Linked DNA regions of Homo sapiens: region 1 is linked to region 2. The links are chromatin loops, found by intact Hi-C in ENCODE. Cell type or tissue: heart left ventricle. All regions are shown on one strand. Region 1 overlaps VAV3 (vav guanine nucleotide exchange factor 3). Region 2 overlaps VAV3 (vav guanine nucleotide exchange factor 3).

Region 1 (8,000 bases), 120 kb after region 2:
ATATTAGCAATTTGTGTCATCTTTCTTTTTTCTTGGTTTGCTTAGCTGGAAGTTTATCAGTTTTATTGATCTTTTCAAAGAACCATCTTTTGGTTTTATTGGTTCCTCCTATTGTTTACCTGTTTCCAATTTTGTTGATTCCTGCTCTAATTTTTAGTATTTCTTTTATTCTGTCTGCTCTAAGCTTAAGTTGTTCTTTCTCTAGTTTCCTAGGGTGGAAGCTTTAGATTATTAATTTTAGATATTTTTTCTGGTTTAATATATGCATTTAATGCTATAAATTTTTCTCTAAGGACCAATTTTTGCTGCATCTCATGCATTTAGACAACTTGTAGCTTGATTTTCATGTAGTTAAAATATTTCAAAGTTCATTTGTGAATTTTTCGACTCATAAGTTACTTGAGTGTGTTCTTTAATTAACAGATATCTAGACATTTTCTAGCTATCTTTCTGTTGTTGATTTCTAGTTTAGTTCCATATTGTCTGAGAACATACTTTATATGATTTCTATTCTGTTAAGGTATGTTTTATTCAGTAATTATTTTTATAATAAAATAGGTTATCAGTTTTGTATTTGGTCATAAGCTTGAAGAAGACAAAGTCAGTTTACATGATGAATTAAATCAGCCTCTGCCCTATAAAGCTGAGCAAATTGGCAAGAAATGCTAACTTATGCATTTGACTACTACAGTATTCTTTTAATTTTTCCTTTTCTTTCAAACTTTTATTTTAGATTTGGGGGTACATGTGCAGGTTTGTTACAGAGGTATATTGTGTGATACCAAGATTTAGAGTACAAAGGAATCTGTCACCCAGGTAGTGAGCATAGTACTCAATAGGTAGTTTTTCAGCCCTTGCCTCTCTCCTCTCCTTGCTCTAGTAGTCCTCAGTGCCTATTGTTCCCATCTTTATGTCCACATATACCTCATGTTTAGCTCCTACTTGTAAGTGAGAACATGCATTATTTGATTTTCTGTTTCTGTGTTAGTTCACCTAGGCTAATACGCTCCAGCACCATCTATGCTGCTGCAAAGGACATGATTTTATTCTTTTTATTTTAGGGCTGCACAGTATCCCATGGTGTACAATTTCTTATCTGGTCTACCGTTGTTGGGCACTTGGGTTGATTTCATGTCTTTGCTATTGTGAATAGTGCTGCAATGAATGTACGGATGCATGTGTCTCTAGGTAGAATGATTTATTTTCCTTTGGTTGTATACCCAGTAATTGGATTGCTGGATTGAATGGTAGTTCAACTTGACTCTTTAGTTCTTTGAGAAATCTCCAAACTGCTCTCCACAGTGGCTGGGCTAGTTTGCATTTCCATCAACAGTGTAAAAGTGTTCTCTTTTCTCCACAGCCTTGCCAACATTTGTTATTTTTTGTCTTTTTAATAAAAGCCACCCTGACCAGATGTGAGTTTGTATCTCATTCTGGTTTTGATGTGCATTTCTCTGATTAGTGATGTTGAACATTTATGTTTGTTGGAGACTTGTGTGTTCTCTTTTGAGAAGGGTCTGTTCATGTCCTTTGCTCACTTTTCAATGGAGTTCCTGTTTTGTGCTTGATTTATTTAAGTTCCTGATAGCTTCTGGCTATTAGAGCTTTGTCGGATGCATAGTTTGCGAATATATTCTTCTTGATTCATTTAAGTTCCTGATAGATTCTGGTTATTAGAACTTTGTCGGATGCATAGTTTGCGAATATATTCTTCCATTCTGTAGTTTGTTTACTCTGTTGATAGTTTCTCCTACTGTGCAGAAGCTCTTTAGGTTAATTAGGTCCTATTTGTCAATTTCTGTTTTTGTCACAATTGCTTTTGAGAACTTGACCATGAATTATTTGCCAGGTCCCATGTTGAGAAGAGTATTTCCTAGGTTTTCTTCTAGGATTTTTACAGTTTGAGGTCTTACATTTAAGTCTTCAATCCATCTCGAGTTGATTTTTGTATATGGTGATAGGTAGGAGTCCAGTTCCATTCTCCTGTGTATGGCTAGCCAGTAATGCCAGTACCATTTATTGAAAAGGGATTCTTTCCCCCTTTTCTGATTTTCACTGACTTTGTCAAAGATCAGATAGTTGTAGGTGTGCAGCTTTATTTATTGGTTCTGTATTCTGTTTCATTGGTCTATGTGTCACTTTTTGTATCAGTACCATGCTGTTTTGGTTACTGTAGCCTTGTAGTGTAGTTTCAAGTTGGGTAATGTGATGCCTTTGGCTTTGTTCCTTTTGCTTAAGATTGCTTTGGCTATTTGGGCTCTTTTTTGGTTCCATATGAATTTCAGGGTAGTTTTTATCTAATTCTGTGAAAAATGACATTGCTAGTTTGATAGGAGTAGTGTTGAATCTGTAAATTGCTTTGGACAGTATGGCCATTTTAATGATACTGATTTTTCCAATCAGGAAATGTTCCTTCAATGCCTAGTCTATTGAGAGTTTTTATCATAAAAGGATGTTAGATTTTATTCAAAGTTTTTTTCTGTGTCTATTGAGATGATCGTATGGTTTTTGATTTTAGTTCTATTTATGTGGTGAATCACATTTATTGATTTGCATATGTTGAACCAACATTGCATCCCAGGAATAAGGCCTCCTTCATCATGGTAAACTAACTTTTTGATGTGCTTCTAGAGTTGGTTTGCTAGTATTTTGTTAAGGATTTCTGCATCTATATTCATCAGGGATATCAGCTTGAAGTTTTGTTTCGTTTTGTTTTTTTTTGCCCATTGTTTCTCTGCCAGGTTTTGGTATTAGGATGATGCTGGCTTTGTAGAGTCAGTTAGGGAGGAGTCCTTCCTCTTTGATTTTTTGGGAACAGCTTCAGCAGGACTGGTACCAGTTTTTCTTTGTACATCAGGAAGAATTTGGCTGTGAATCCACCTGTTTTTTTTTGTTGGTAGGTTTCTTATTACTGATTCAATTTCAGAATGTGTTACTGATCTGTTCAGGTTTTCAATTTCTTTCTGGTTCAATCTTGGAGGTTGTGTTATTCTAGGAGTTTATATATTTCCTCTAGCTTTTCTAATTTGTATGCATAGAGGTATTCATAATAGTCTGAGGTTCTTTTATGTTTTGGTAGGATCAGTGGTAATGTCATCTGCCATTTTTGATCATGCTTATCTGTATCTTTTCTGTTTTTGTTCATCTAGACAGTGGTCTAACAATCTTATTTATTCTTTCAAAGAACCAACTTTTGTTTTTGTTGACTTTTTAGATGTGTATTTGCATCTCAGTTTCATTTAGTTCTTCGCTGATTTTATTTCTTTTCTTCTGCTAGTTTTGAGCTTGTTTTGTTCTTGTTTTTCCAGTTCCTGTAGGTGCAGTGTTAGATTGTTAATTTGAGAACTTTTAAACTTTTTGATGTAGGCATTTAGTGCTATAAACTTTCCTCTTAAAACTACTCTCATTATATCCCAAGTATTTTGGTATGTTGTAATTCTGTTTCATTAATTTCAAAGATTTTTTGATTTCCACCTTCATTTTGTTGTTTACCTTAAAATCATTCAGGAGTAAGTTGTTTGAATTTATTGAGACTTGCTTTATGGCTAAACATATGGTCAATCTTAGATTATGTTTTGTGTGTAGATGAGAAGATTGTATATTCTGTGATTGTTGGGTTGAGTATTCTGTCAATGTCTATTAGGTCCAATTTGTCAAGTGTTAAGTTTAAGTCCATAATTTCTTTGTTAGGTTTCTGCCTCGATGATCTGTCTAATGCTGTCAGTGGAGTGTTGACATCTTTCACTATTATTTTGTGCCTGTCTTTTCGTGGGTCTCTAAAAACTTGTTTTATGAATCTGGATGCTCCAGTGTTAGGTGTATATATATTTAGGCACCATGCCTGTGTTTCCCTAGCCCTAAGGAATGTCCTAATGGGCTGTGCTTCCCCTTCCCTTAGGGGCAGCCTGAGCTGAAGGTTAGATTGCCAGAAACCTGCAGAATTCCGGAGGTCTGCTGGTCCTCTGTGCTTGGCACAGTCAGAATGGGTTGTGGAGTATGTCCATAGGTGGTCTGTTGATGTAAGAGGTCAAGGGTGGGGGATCTTTGGGCAGAGCAGTGATGCTGTGGCTGTGCAGATGGTATGGTGCCTATGGGCCGGGGTTTTTTGCCCTGCAGACAGCTGTGGGGACCTCCAGCTTGCTCTCCATTGACTGATCTCCTTCTGGTGGCTACTGTAGAATCTGTCCCTACCTGCTAGTTTTTTCCCAAACTTTCTTTGCCCAGATCATTGGGCTGTTAAGTGTTCTAGGCCATGAGGCTACATTGGGCAGAGGCTGCAGCTAGCAGATAGACCACACTGTTCCCAGACCAGCCCCGCAGAGGGAGGCATGCCCAGCTCTCACACTGGCCCACAAACCGCACATCTCACTCTTCTCAGTGTTCAGAGTGGGTGCTCTTTCCCTGCTTGAGGACCAGCCATAGATCTCAGCTTGTCACTCCTGAGCCATCTGCTCTAACCTGGGGGGTTGCCACAAGCCTGAGGCTTTGTCCTTTAGCTGCTTGGCACCAGCTGTGCTAGGGTAGCCATAGTGCTCCTAGGCCTCCAGGAAAGCACTCATGTGGGGCCATGGCAAGGCACTGAGGCTGGGTAATGGAACCTGTGCGGTGTGCATGCTCTTGTGGGAGCAGCCAGGCAGGGGCCTTGATAGCGGCTGGTGGACAGGGGAGCATGCAGTACAGATGTGCCCCAGTCCTGCAGAAAATATAGCCCTACTCTCTCCTGGCCTAGCAGTCAGCAGGGGTTACAGCTACTTGGAGGAAGATGGAGAGCCTTGAATGATGGGTGCTTATTAGAGCATTTTGCTGTAGCTGCCCTATGTGTAAAACCCCTGGGTTCCATGCAGGCTGGAGCTCTGTCTCTTTCTACTCTCTGGACAGATGCCCCTGTCAGTTCAGAAGCCTGTGGGGGTCATGGGATCTCCTGTAGCTAGGATCCCAGAGGTCCATGGTGAGAGTAGGTTGTCCCACAGTCACTTCACTCACTTCTTCCTTAGGAGCTGTTCAAGGCCAGGAACTAGTCCTGGCATTCAGCAACCCCATGCAGAGTTCCCAGCTTCCTTCCTCATCAGCCCTGGTGTTTGCATTGCCTCTCTATTGACTCTCATTGCTTTCTCTCCAAAGATCTGTTCAAAGTATGTTGGTTTACTCAATATTTTGGTCTCTCTTGGTGGGAGAGGGGCTTCCTGGCTGCATCTAGTTGGCCATCTTGTCCCCATTCCTCCCATTAAGGTATGTTTTGTGGCCTGGAATGTGGTCTGTCATGATGACTATTCCATGTGAGCTTGATCAGAATGCGTATTCTGCTATTGTGTAGAGTTATCAAATAACTTGATCTAATTGACAGTACTCCAGATTGTCAATTGAATATTCCAATTTCCTGTAGTTATTTTCCTGTGTCCTTACTGATTTTATGCAATGGAACATTTTTAAAATTCCTGCCTTAGAGCACTGCATGGGGCCCAGTGGTTTAAGAGTTATGAGAGCTAATCCTGAAGGGGGCTAATTTATGACTTGACAACAGCAGAGACATTGGGTACTAAAGACATTCAGAACAGGTATATGTGGTTTTGGAATAATTTACGGGTGTATCATGCATTTATTTCCCTTTAAGAGATGTTTCTTCTGTGTGTGTCCATAAGGGTGCAATTTTTAAATGTAAAATGGGTTTATATATGGCCACACAAAATTGCATAATGAGAAAACAAGAATTATTTACAGCAAATTGTTGACTGTAGTTAAAACACCTGGTTCTGCTTTACAGTTCTCTATAGTTTCTAAATATCTTAAAGTGAGTGAAAGTGTTTTACTTTTGAAAAAGAACTAAAAGTATGTTATGGTTTATTGAGATCTGATACTGTCTCATGTGAGCAATGAACCTAAGGAGTGGACACTGTGAACAAAATTGCATGCGAGTAAGCATTGCCATGGCTAGTGCTTGATTACTTGTAGTAGTCAAGGAAGAACTTGAATGGAATTATTAATTACGATTCATGTAATAATTTTAGCACCATTTTTGAAGCCACCCTTGTCATCCAAGTGACTCCCTAGACCTTTGCTAGCTTCACAATAACAAGAACATTTCACTATTGCTTGGTGGGGTTACAGGGAGTGAAATAGGCACTGACCACACGTCATAAACACACTGTATAATTGATTCCTGAATATTCAGAACTCATCCCTTGAAAAAGAGTATGAACTTTTGGAAAAGATAAACCTAGAATGTTGTAGGTAAGTATAGACATACATAAGTAAAAATTAGAAAAAAAAATTTCTAAAATTTTGTTAGTCTCAGTTATAAGTGAAAAAGTATAGAAGAGAGATTTGAACAAATACGTGATAATATTTTCTTTAAAAAGGATTGGTCTAACATCATTTTAAAATTATGTTATGAAGATGACTTCTTTCTTAAAACCTTATGAACCAACCTCTGTTAGCTTCAAACTTTTCTTCTACAGTTTCCTCACCTTTCTCAGCCTTCACAGAATGGAAGAGAGTTAGGGCCTTGAGTTATGTTTTGGCTTAAGGGAATGTTGTGGCTGATCTGATCTATCCAGACCACGAAAACTTTCACTGTGTCAGTAATAAAGCTGTTTCACTTTCTTATCATTTGTGTATTTACTGGAGTAGCAGCTTTAATTTCCTTCAATAACTTTTCCTTTACATTCACTACTTGTCTAACTGGCACAAGAGGCCTAGTTTTTGACTTGCCTCAGCTTTTGACATGCCTTCCTCGCTAAGCTTAATGTAAATGTTAATGCTTGATCTTCATAATTATTTTATCTTTATGATTTTTTGCTATGATTTTCTAGTTGCGAAAAAAATCATGTATTTCTCATTAGATTTTCACTGTTATATCAAACTTTTTAAAACTTTTGATAGTGAAAATTCCAAGCACACAAAATAGAATAGTATGGTTCTTTGAATCATAGACCTTTTTCTAGCATGAATGCATTCAATTAACAATGTGTGTATGTTATTTGCTCTTCCTAACTTATGATTCAGCAGTTTACATTTTGTACAATGTAATCAATGGCTTACATTTTCTACAGCGTTACTGTTTTTAAAATTTCCATAGCTTAAATATGAATATTGAAGCATCAACACTTTGGAAAACATAAATTAATTGCAAGGTAGACACAAGGGGAGCCATTTCTACCGAGGTGTTAAAGACACCTATTATACTACATCCTGGATATTAGACAGTTGGAAGAGTTCATAAATTAAAAAATAAGCTTTAGTAATTTGGAGTTTGTGTTTTAAATTATTTTATAAAAGACTCAGATAGAAATGAAAATGATGATTTTGAAAATGCTGCCATGAAGAAATAGAAGGCAGTCAGTGGGACTGCCTTTTGGATTGCTGTGAGACTCGCAGGTCATTGTTCAGACTGTTAAAGACCCGGTCCACGAATTCCAAACATTTTCGAAGGTTCTTCCTGTTCTTATCATTGTAACTGCTCTGCCGATGCATTTGCTGACTCTCCAGGCACCTGCTTGTTCACAGTGAGTCTATATGCTTCCTCCGGCATTATATTTAGAAGCTGAAGGAGAGAGACATCTTTAATTACCATCTTCTAATTTCCAAGAGGAGAGAACTAAGGTCCATTAGTCCATTAGATCATTAGCAACGTTTCCCTGGCCATGTTTGTGTTGCTCTTATAACCAGATCAGTCCCCATGGCTGCCAAGTCCTTGCCATCCCTTCACTGCCACTTCCATGGTTACTTGCCAGATGAGACTGACTTTACTTCACACCTGGATGATTGCATTTGCTTCCAAGCTCATGCTCATCTTGTTGTTTTAAGTCAATCCTGTGATCCAATTCAGTAAGTTCTTATGGGTTGAATAGATGTTGTAGGCAAGGCTGTGGTTTAGGTTCTGTATCAGTGACTGGTCAAGATTCCTCAAGGAGCTTTTCCAAATGTGGTGCAATTTTACATACCTAATCTCAGCAGAACCTTTCTACTGAATTGTGGAAAAAAATTCTGGTTTTTACTATGGT
Region 2 (8,000 bases):
TGTAGGTATAAAGTTTGGAGTCATCAAGGTGAAGATGGTATTTAAAATCATGAGACTGGGTGATACCACACAGGGAGTAGTGAAGAAAGAAGAAAAAGTCTGATGAGCCATTGGAGCATGCCTGTTCTCGAGGGCAGAGAGATGGGGAGAACCTGTGAAGGAGTTGAGAGGCAATGGCCATGAGGTAGGAGGGAAACCAAGTGAACAGAGTATTTTTGGGAGGAGCGATGACATGTCAAATGCTGCTGATCAAGTGAAATAAGGACTGAGGATAGAAGATTTAAACAATATAAGTTTCCTTGGTGACCTTGACAAAAACAGATTTGGTGATGTGGTGGGCAAACACCTGATAGTAGGAGAGGGTTGAGACAGCAAGTATAGACAGCTCTTTAGGGAGTAATTTTGCTGCAAAGAGAACAGAAAAATGGGATAGTGGCTACTAGGGGAAAAGAAATCAATATATGGGTTAATTAATTAATTAATTAATTTATTTATTTTTTAGACAGAGTCTTGCTCCGTCACCCAGGCTGGAGTGCAGTGGTGAGATCTTGGCTCACTGCAACCTCTGCCTCCTGGGTTCAACCAATTCTCCTGCCTTAGCCTCCCAGGTAGCTAGGATTACAGGTGTGTGCTACCACGCCTGGCTAATTTTTGTATTTTAGTAGAGACGGGGTTTTACCTTGTTGGCCAATCTGGTCTCAAACTTCAGACCTCAGGTCATCAGGCCGCCTTGGCCTCCCGAAAGTACTGGGATTACAGCTGTAAGCCACTGTGCCCGGCCTAGATATAGTTTATTTTCTTATGACACAATTCTTATTTTATACCTATTGAAAGAGCTCTTTAGATGGACAGATTTTCTCATATGGTACTCTTGTGTATATGTATTTGTATGTGAAAAGATATATCTATATATGAAGAATGAGAACATATGGGCACAGGGAGGGGAACATCACACACCGGGGCCTGTCGGGGGTTGGAGGGCAAGGGGAGGGATAACATTATGAGAAATACCTAACGTAGATGACGGGTTGATGGGTGCAGGAAACCACCATGGCACATGTATACCTATGTAACAAACCTGCACTTGCTTCACATGTATCCCAGAACTTAAAGTATAATGATAAAAAAAAATAAGTAAAATTTAAAGTGTTTTAAAATCTTCTTTTTGTTCAGATTGTGACTATTCTGAATACCACTTGAACTTAGAGTCATTGATTGCCATGTGTTTTCATACAGTGTTGCCCTTTGAACATCTAGTGTTGGTGATGCAGCATTCCTAAAATAATTCATCACTATTGTCTGTGAGATTTCCTTCTAAGCTGAGTTTTGATGCTGCTGTTATTATTTTAAAGAGTTAGTTTCTGCTGTACACAACCATACATTGTTTTTAAAAACTATGATTTAGTTTTAGCATTGAGGCATGAATTCCAAATACATGTCTACACACTCCCTCCTCCCATACAAGGTGGTGTGACTTACAGATTTTTGGGTTATACAAAAGGGAAGGAGGAAGAACTGTTATTTCCCAAAAAGAATGGTGTGCCTAGTAACATTTTTAGTCAGTTCATTCAGAATAATATCATTCCTTAGTCTTCTCAGAAGTCATTAACCTCTTTGCCATTTGTTAGGTTATTCTCTTGGATAATCTGCCAGCATAATTTTAAACTCAATACCAATCAGGATCTTTTCATGTAAAGTAGTTGTGGCATCTTTAGGCATCTTAAGCACTTGTTCTGTCTGCGTGATTGGTGGCTTAACCTAGGTTCTCTGGAAAGCAGAGCCTGGGGTAAGGCACTGAAGTACTGAAACCCTCTTGGTGAGGTACAATCCCATGGCTTGCCAGAGTGAGGAAATGAGATCGTGTCTTTTTTTTTTTTTAAGATGGAGAAAATTATACCATGTTTGCAATACAAATGGGGTTGATCTAGTATAGATCACCACATATTTTCTAATTTTCAAATACAGTGGATTGTTTTTATTATTTTTCTCGAATCCCCTGTAGCAATTGATGTTACTGATCATCCCCTTCTCCTAAAACTCTCTCTTCCCTTTACTCTCACCACACCATATTCTCCTGATTCTCTTGTACCTCTTATTATTCCTTCTCAGTTTTTGTTTGTTTGTTTGCTGGCTTCTCTTTATTGAAACATATCTTAAACATTTTAGAGTTTTCTCTTTAGTTGTGTTTTGATTTCATATTCGCTTCCCTGTAGCATCTCATGACATCTGTGGTGTTACCTACCTTGCTGGATCCCAAATTCATACTGACAGCCTCAGTCTGCCTGTTTTACACCCCTGCCTCTATAATTACAGTGGCTCCATAGGTATGAAGCCTGATCATTGTAGAAAGTTCACTCACAATAGAGAGGGGTGGATTGGATGGGACAAAACTAGGCGTGAGCAGGACTGGTACTGAAGTCATTCAACAGAAGATAAGGCCAGAGAAAGGAGGTGAATAGAGGGATAGAGAGGAACAAAAAAGATTAAAGTGATAATTATGAGTTGGGATGGCTGGGACTTTGCAACCTTTTAGATACAGAGAAAGAGTGGAAAGTATCTAGGTTGAGACCCAGGTTTCAGCATCAGGTGACAGAAGTGTCATAAAGAAGGGGCACATTTTAGTGAGAAAGGGAACACATTCTGTCTTGGACTCTGAGTTGGAAGTTATTACCAGTTACCCTCTCTCTTCTCAGTTTCATGCATCCCACTCTCTTAATACCCCTTTCTTTTGGGTTTGTTCTACTAATACCTAAAACCCAACAATCCTTTGAACTCATTGCTTCTACCACCTCTTAACTTCCTGATTCAGTTTTCATTTCCTTCCTACTTAGCTTAAATACTATAGCCATTATAATTCCTTGACGTCCCTCGATTTGTCCTGCTTGTTTGGATAAACAAAACCCTGGTAAAATTCAACTTGTTACTTATTCCCTGCTTACAACTGAGCTGCTGAATGTAATGGAGGAAAACCCGCACCGTGCTGACTGCTCTCACTTTAAGTTCATGATCCCTAACCTCAAGTGGGCACCTTGGGCCATCCAGTCATCTGATTATATTTCTTTAATGTTCTCAAAGTATGGTCTGGAACTACTGGCAGTCCCTGAAGTGCTTTTACGGGTCCTACAATTTCAAAACTCTCTTTATGGTTTTATTTATAATCGAATAATAATAGATTATTTGCCCTCATTCTCATTTTCTAATGTGTATATAGAGGAATTTTCCAAAGGCTGTGTGATAGTGCCTATACCGTTGCTGTGGCTGACTGTAGCATATATGCTTGTGTACGTTTCAAAGGCTTATCAGTTTAGAATTCTAGTATGTTAAACATTAATAGCTGTGAAACCCCAAACAAAAGCTGCTGAGGATTCTCAATCACGTTTTAAGAGTGGAAAGGGGTCCTGAGGAAAAAAAAGTTTGAGAACTGCCCGAGACCATTTACTTTTTGACTCTCCAGATCACTCTGTACTACCTTTTCTTCTTTCCTTAAACTTAACTTAATCACCCGTTTCTCCCTTCTTTCTCTCAACTCGTAATCTTACTTCCTGTTCCACTGAGAGAAAAGACAAAATTGGAGGAGAGCTTCCTCAGGCTCCCACCTTCCTGCATCTGTGCTCATAGATGATGCCTTCTCTCCTGCACTATGAGTGAGTTAACAGTGCTCCTGGCCAAGGCCAGTTTCTCCTTCACTCTTACCCCGATGCTCTTCTGCATCATCAGTTCTCACTTGGATCTTTCCCATTTGCATGCATGTATGCCGTTGTTCCCTTCATTTGATGTGAGATATATTTTCAGAGTAGAGATAGAAACATGTGGATGAACATTGGGTGTGATGGAGAGCGACTAAGGATGCCTAGGGTTTGATCTGAGCTACTAGGGCAGATGATCAGACAACCTCCTTATAACTTTAGTGGTTCCTGATGGACCATGGGATAAAATCCAACCTCCTTAGTATGCAAGAGCTCATGGTCTTGTGCTGCTTCATCTCTCAAAGCTCTTCTCCACTTTGTACTCCTGACCTTCTTGCAGTTTCTTGAAGACTATGCTGTTAAATGTCTCTGTGCTGTTGCATATACCTTTTTGTCTGCTTGAAGTTCCCTTTTTCATTTGTCTACTTGTAGATTCAGTTCAAGAGTCATCTTTGTATTGTCTTCCCTGACTTTTCTCCCAGGTGTGGCTGAGCACATGCTGCTTTGTGCCACAGTGTCTGGTAGAATGCAGCATTTCTTGCTGTTTTGCAGTTTTTTTTCCTTATCCGTCTCCCTTCCAGGCTTTGGCTTGATTGAGGATGCCATAGGCTAGTTCCTTTATATATGGCACTAGAAATGGACACAGGGAGTCATACCTAATAGGCATACATAAATAGGCATAGATTAAATTCATCAATGGGATGAAAATGGTGACTCTTTACTACCTTTTCAAACATCTACAAATTAAAAAAAAAACATAGCCAGCACTGACTGTCATTAAAAACCAAAAATACTTAAGTGCCATTACTAATAATAGCAGGTAACATTACTTCACCACTTACCGAGTGACTCTCAGAAAGTGACTAAACCTGTCTATCTGTCTGTTCTTTAGCTTCCTCATCTCTAAAATAGACCAAATAAAAGAACCTACCTCCTAGGGTTCTTGTGAGGGCTAGCTGAATTAATTAATGTGACTGGCTTATAACAAGTGCCCAATAGATGTTAACTATTTTTTACTATAATGATTATCACTGCTTCTGTGGAAACATACAAGGCAGTTACTAAAGCTTTCCATGCATTATCTCATCTAATTGTCCAACACCGTGAGGCAGGCACTGTTATTTATCCCCATGTGGTGGATACTCTCTGAAGCTAAGAGGGGTTTAGTAACTTACACCAACAAGTGGTTTGTGGTAGAGCCAAACTTAGAATAAGAACATTAAGAGCGAACTGAATTCTTGTCAGCGAGGCTATCGGCCTATCTGAATGTGAACTGCGATGAGGACTGCAATGAATTTCCCCCCCTCCCATGGTATTTTCCTGTTGTGTGGGGCTCCCTTGGAGGAGTGTTCTGATTGGCCTTATGGCTGTTGTTAATAGCACCTCCTTACTAGTCAGATATTGAGTTAAAATTTTGCCTCAGGACAGGAGAATAGCTTGAACCTGGGAGGTGGAGGTTGCAGTGATCCAAGATCATGCCACTGCACTCCAGCCTGGGCAACAGAGCAAGACTTCATCTCAAAAAAAAAAAAAAAAAAATTTGCCTCAGGATACTGAATCTGGATGATTTCATACACATTTATCACACTATTCAGTATAAAATGGGTGTTAGACTTTTGACAGGTATATAATGGGAAAAGGAAAGGAAATCAGGAAAACTAAGGAAAGTTAATGAGGGGAAGAGAGAAAGTGAGTGTAGCTGTTCCTTTTTAGCCTTTTAATACTGTGCCTTGTGACAGCTGGTCTCAAGCACATGGTTTAATGCTCTGTTCTGGAGTCAGGAGTGCCTACATTTCTCTGGGAAGCAGGAACACTGTTGTTTAAAATGATGTGCTTTGATAGGGCATTTTTTTTCTATTATAAATATTCTTTTTGTAAATTCACAGACAACCTATTGTTAGCTATTATTTGGAGCATTATTTTATCATGTTTTTCATCCTCTGTTAACATAGACCCTTCATGGTGTTAAAGCCAGTCACAAGTTGACATTCTGGTTTTCCTTAATCTTGGGCATTTAGTGGATAGAACCATGAACAGCAAAGTAGTTCCTTTTGATTTCCATGTAAAATTATTTTTAAATTGTATTTTGTGCTGCTGTCTGAATGTGCTTTCAAAATCTGTGTTACAAGAAGTGTATTCAGTTTTTGAGTTGCTTGCTTAACAGGAAGCCAGCAGCACATGCTACTCACATGAGAGTTCTTTAAAGGGTCAATTAATATGGAATATTTAATGATACACTTGATACTCACCTTCCATGGTTTTCAGAGTGCCTGTCTTAAAATAGATCTGTAACAGCTGGTCTGAATAAACAAGCGTCGTGCTTCCCTATGCCTTTTCCTGGGAGCATGGGGGCAGCATGGTTTAATGGGAACACTTAAGGTCAGGAGTCAGGAGACCTGGGTTCTAGTCCCAGATCTGTCTCTGACAGGCTGTGTGGCCTTCATGTTTCCTTCTCTTTGCCTCTGGCTTCTGTACTTATAGCAATAGCAGCGGATACTTACATGTGCAATAATATACTAAATAGCAACTAAAATGTTTTACACATATCAAGGCAGCATTATGGTTTCATGATCAGGGATCAGGCAGAAATGATTGAATCCCAGCTCTGGCACTTAACAACACTGACCCTGGGAAAGTTACTTTACTTATTGAATCTGTTTTCTCATCTGATAGGCAAGAAATTGTGGAATTTCTTTGCAGGATTATGGTGAGAATGAAAATATTTAAATGCCTGGTACATGGTGGGTACTTGGTAAGATTATTTCCTTCCTTCTCCCCACTGCCTCCCCAATCCTCATGTCTATGAGACAGGAAGAATAAGATCTTATCACTGCTCTACAGAGGAGGAAATGGATATGTGCCCTGGCTAAAGGGCTTTTCTCAAGGTCACACAGACAGGAAGTGGTGAAGACAGGACTTGAGTCCAACTGTCCTAATTCCAGATTCGGTGAAGTTTCCCGTTCCTGCTGCCAAATTCAGTGGATAGATGGCAAATTGCATGAGGAAATGACTGGAAAAGTGCTTTCAAAAAACAAGGCAGGCCCTAGAAATGTAAAATGAGATTGTATTATTTTGAACTGAAAGTTGTTCTATTTAAAATGAAACATCTAAAACAACGAAATTTCTGTTATTTTTTAGTCTGATTAGTTTGTGGATTATTTGCTTTTTGGTAATTTTATAGCCCCTCTACTTTCTGTTTGCTTCTGTTTTCATGGAAATTTGTGCAAGTGAAGCAATTATTTAAATCATCACATTGTCTGCTCAATGTTGGACTTTGTAGTAGATGCTGGGTATTCAAATGTGAATGAAACTCAATCCCTGACCCTGTGTTGCTTTTAGTCTATACAGTACGGGTTTTACTTCATATTTTCCCTTATAAAACAGTGGATGGGAAGGGAGCCGTTTGGGTTAGAGTGAATGGGCATGGCTAAAGTTTGGTAGGTGGGTAATGCTTTTCTGGATACATAGTTAATTTTGCTCATGTGTACATTATACCACTAATGTCACAAAATGGATTTATTTATGTGTGTGCATGGCTCAAGGTATTTCTCTCCTGTCTTTCTTTTTTTAGGTTGAATTTATGTGTGTATATATATATATATATAAAGTTTTGTTATAAGTTCGGGGCACATGTGCAGGTTTGTTACATAGGTAAACGTGTGTCATGGGGGTTTATTGTGCAGATTATTTCATCACCCAGGTATTAAGCCTAGTACCCATTAGTGATTTTTCTTGATCCTTTCCCTCTTCTCATCCTGCACTGTCTGATAGGCCCCAGTGTGTGTGGTTCCCCTCCGTGTGCCCATGTGATCTCATCATTTAGCCCTCACTTATAAGTGAGAACATGTGGCATTTGGTTTTCTGTTCCTGCGTTAGTTTGCTAAGGATAATGGCCTCCAGCGCTATCCATGTCTCTGCAAAAGACATGATCTCATTCTGCATAGTATTCCACAGTGTATATGTACCACATTTTCTGTATCCAGTCTATCACTGATGGACATTTAGGTTGATTCCATGCCTTTGCTATTGTGAATAGTGCTGTAGTGAACATATGTGTACGTGTGTCTTTATACTAGAACAGTTTATATTCCTTTGGGTGTATATCCTGCAATGGGATTGCTGGGTCAAATGGTATTTCTGTCTTTAGGTCTTTGAGGCATCACCACACTGTCTTCCACAAATGTTGAACTAATTTACACTCCCACCAACAGTGTATAAGTGTTTCTTTTTCTCCATAATCTTGTCAGCATGTTTTTTTTTTTGACTTTTTGATAATAGCCATTCTGACTGATATGAGATAGTATCTCATTATGG

Evidence for each region. A loop is a pair of places that touch in the nucleus more often than their neighbours do. Peaks named below come from ENCODE experiments on the same cell type or tissue, not always from the same donor. Only the 100,000 strongest peaks of a DNase experiment are listed, where the experiment ranks them.
Region 1: a loop joins it to region 2, with 2.0 times the contacts of the local background. A loop is called at or near these places in 8 of 110 quality-filtered maps.

What each region holds. Positions count from the first base shown.
Region 1 is chr1:107,831,824-107,839,823 of GRCh38, reverse strand. The region is part of intron 2 of VAV3 (vav guanine nucleotide exchange factor 3); the gene reads left to right. Among named protein-coding and RNA genes, the nearest start is that of MIR7852, 61 kb to the left of the region's middle. In heart left ventricle, no CTCF peak of the experiment used is centred here; no DNase peak of the experiment used is centred here.
Region 2 is chr1:107,951,760-107,959,759 of GRCh38, reverse strand. The region is part of intron 1 of VAV3 (vav guanine nucleotide exchange factor 3); the gene reads left to right. It also overlaps the pseudogene TRUND-NNN8-1. Among named protein-coding and RNA genes, the nearest start is that of VAV3-AS1, 8.7 kb to the left of the region's middle. In heart left ventricle, no CTCF peak of the experiment used is centred here; no DNase peak of the experiment used is centred here; H3K27ac peaks cover 1,402 bases.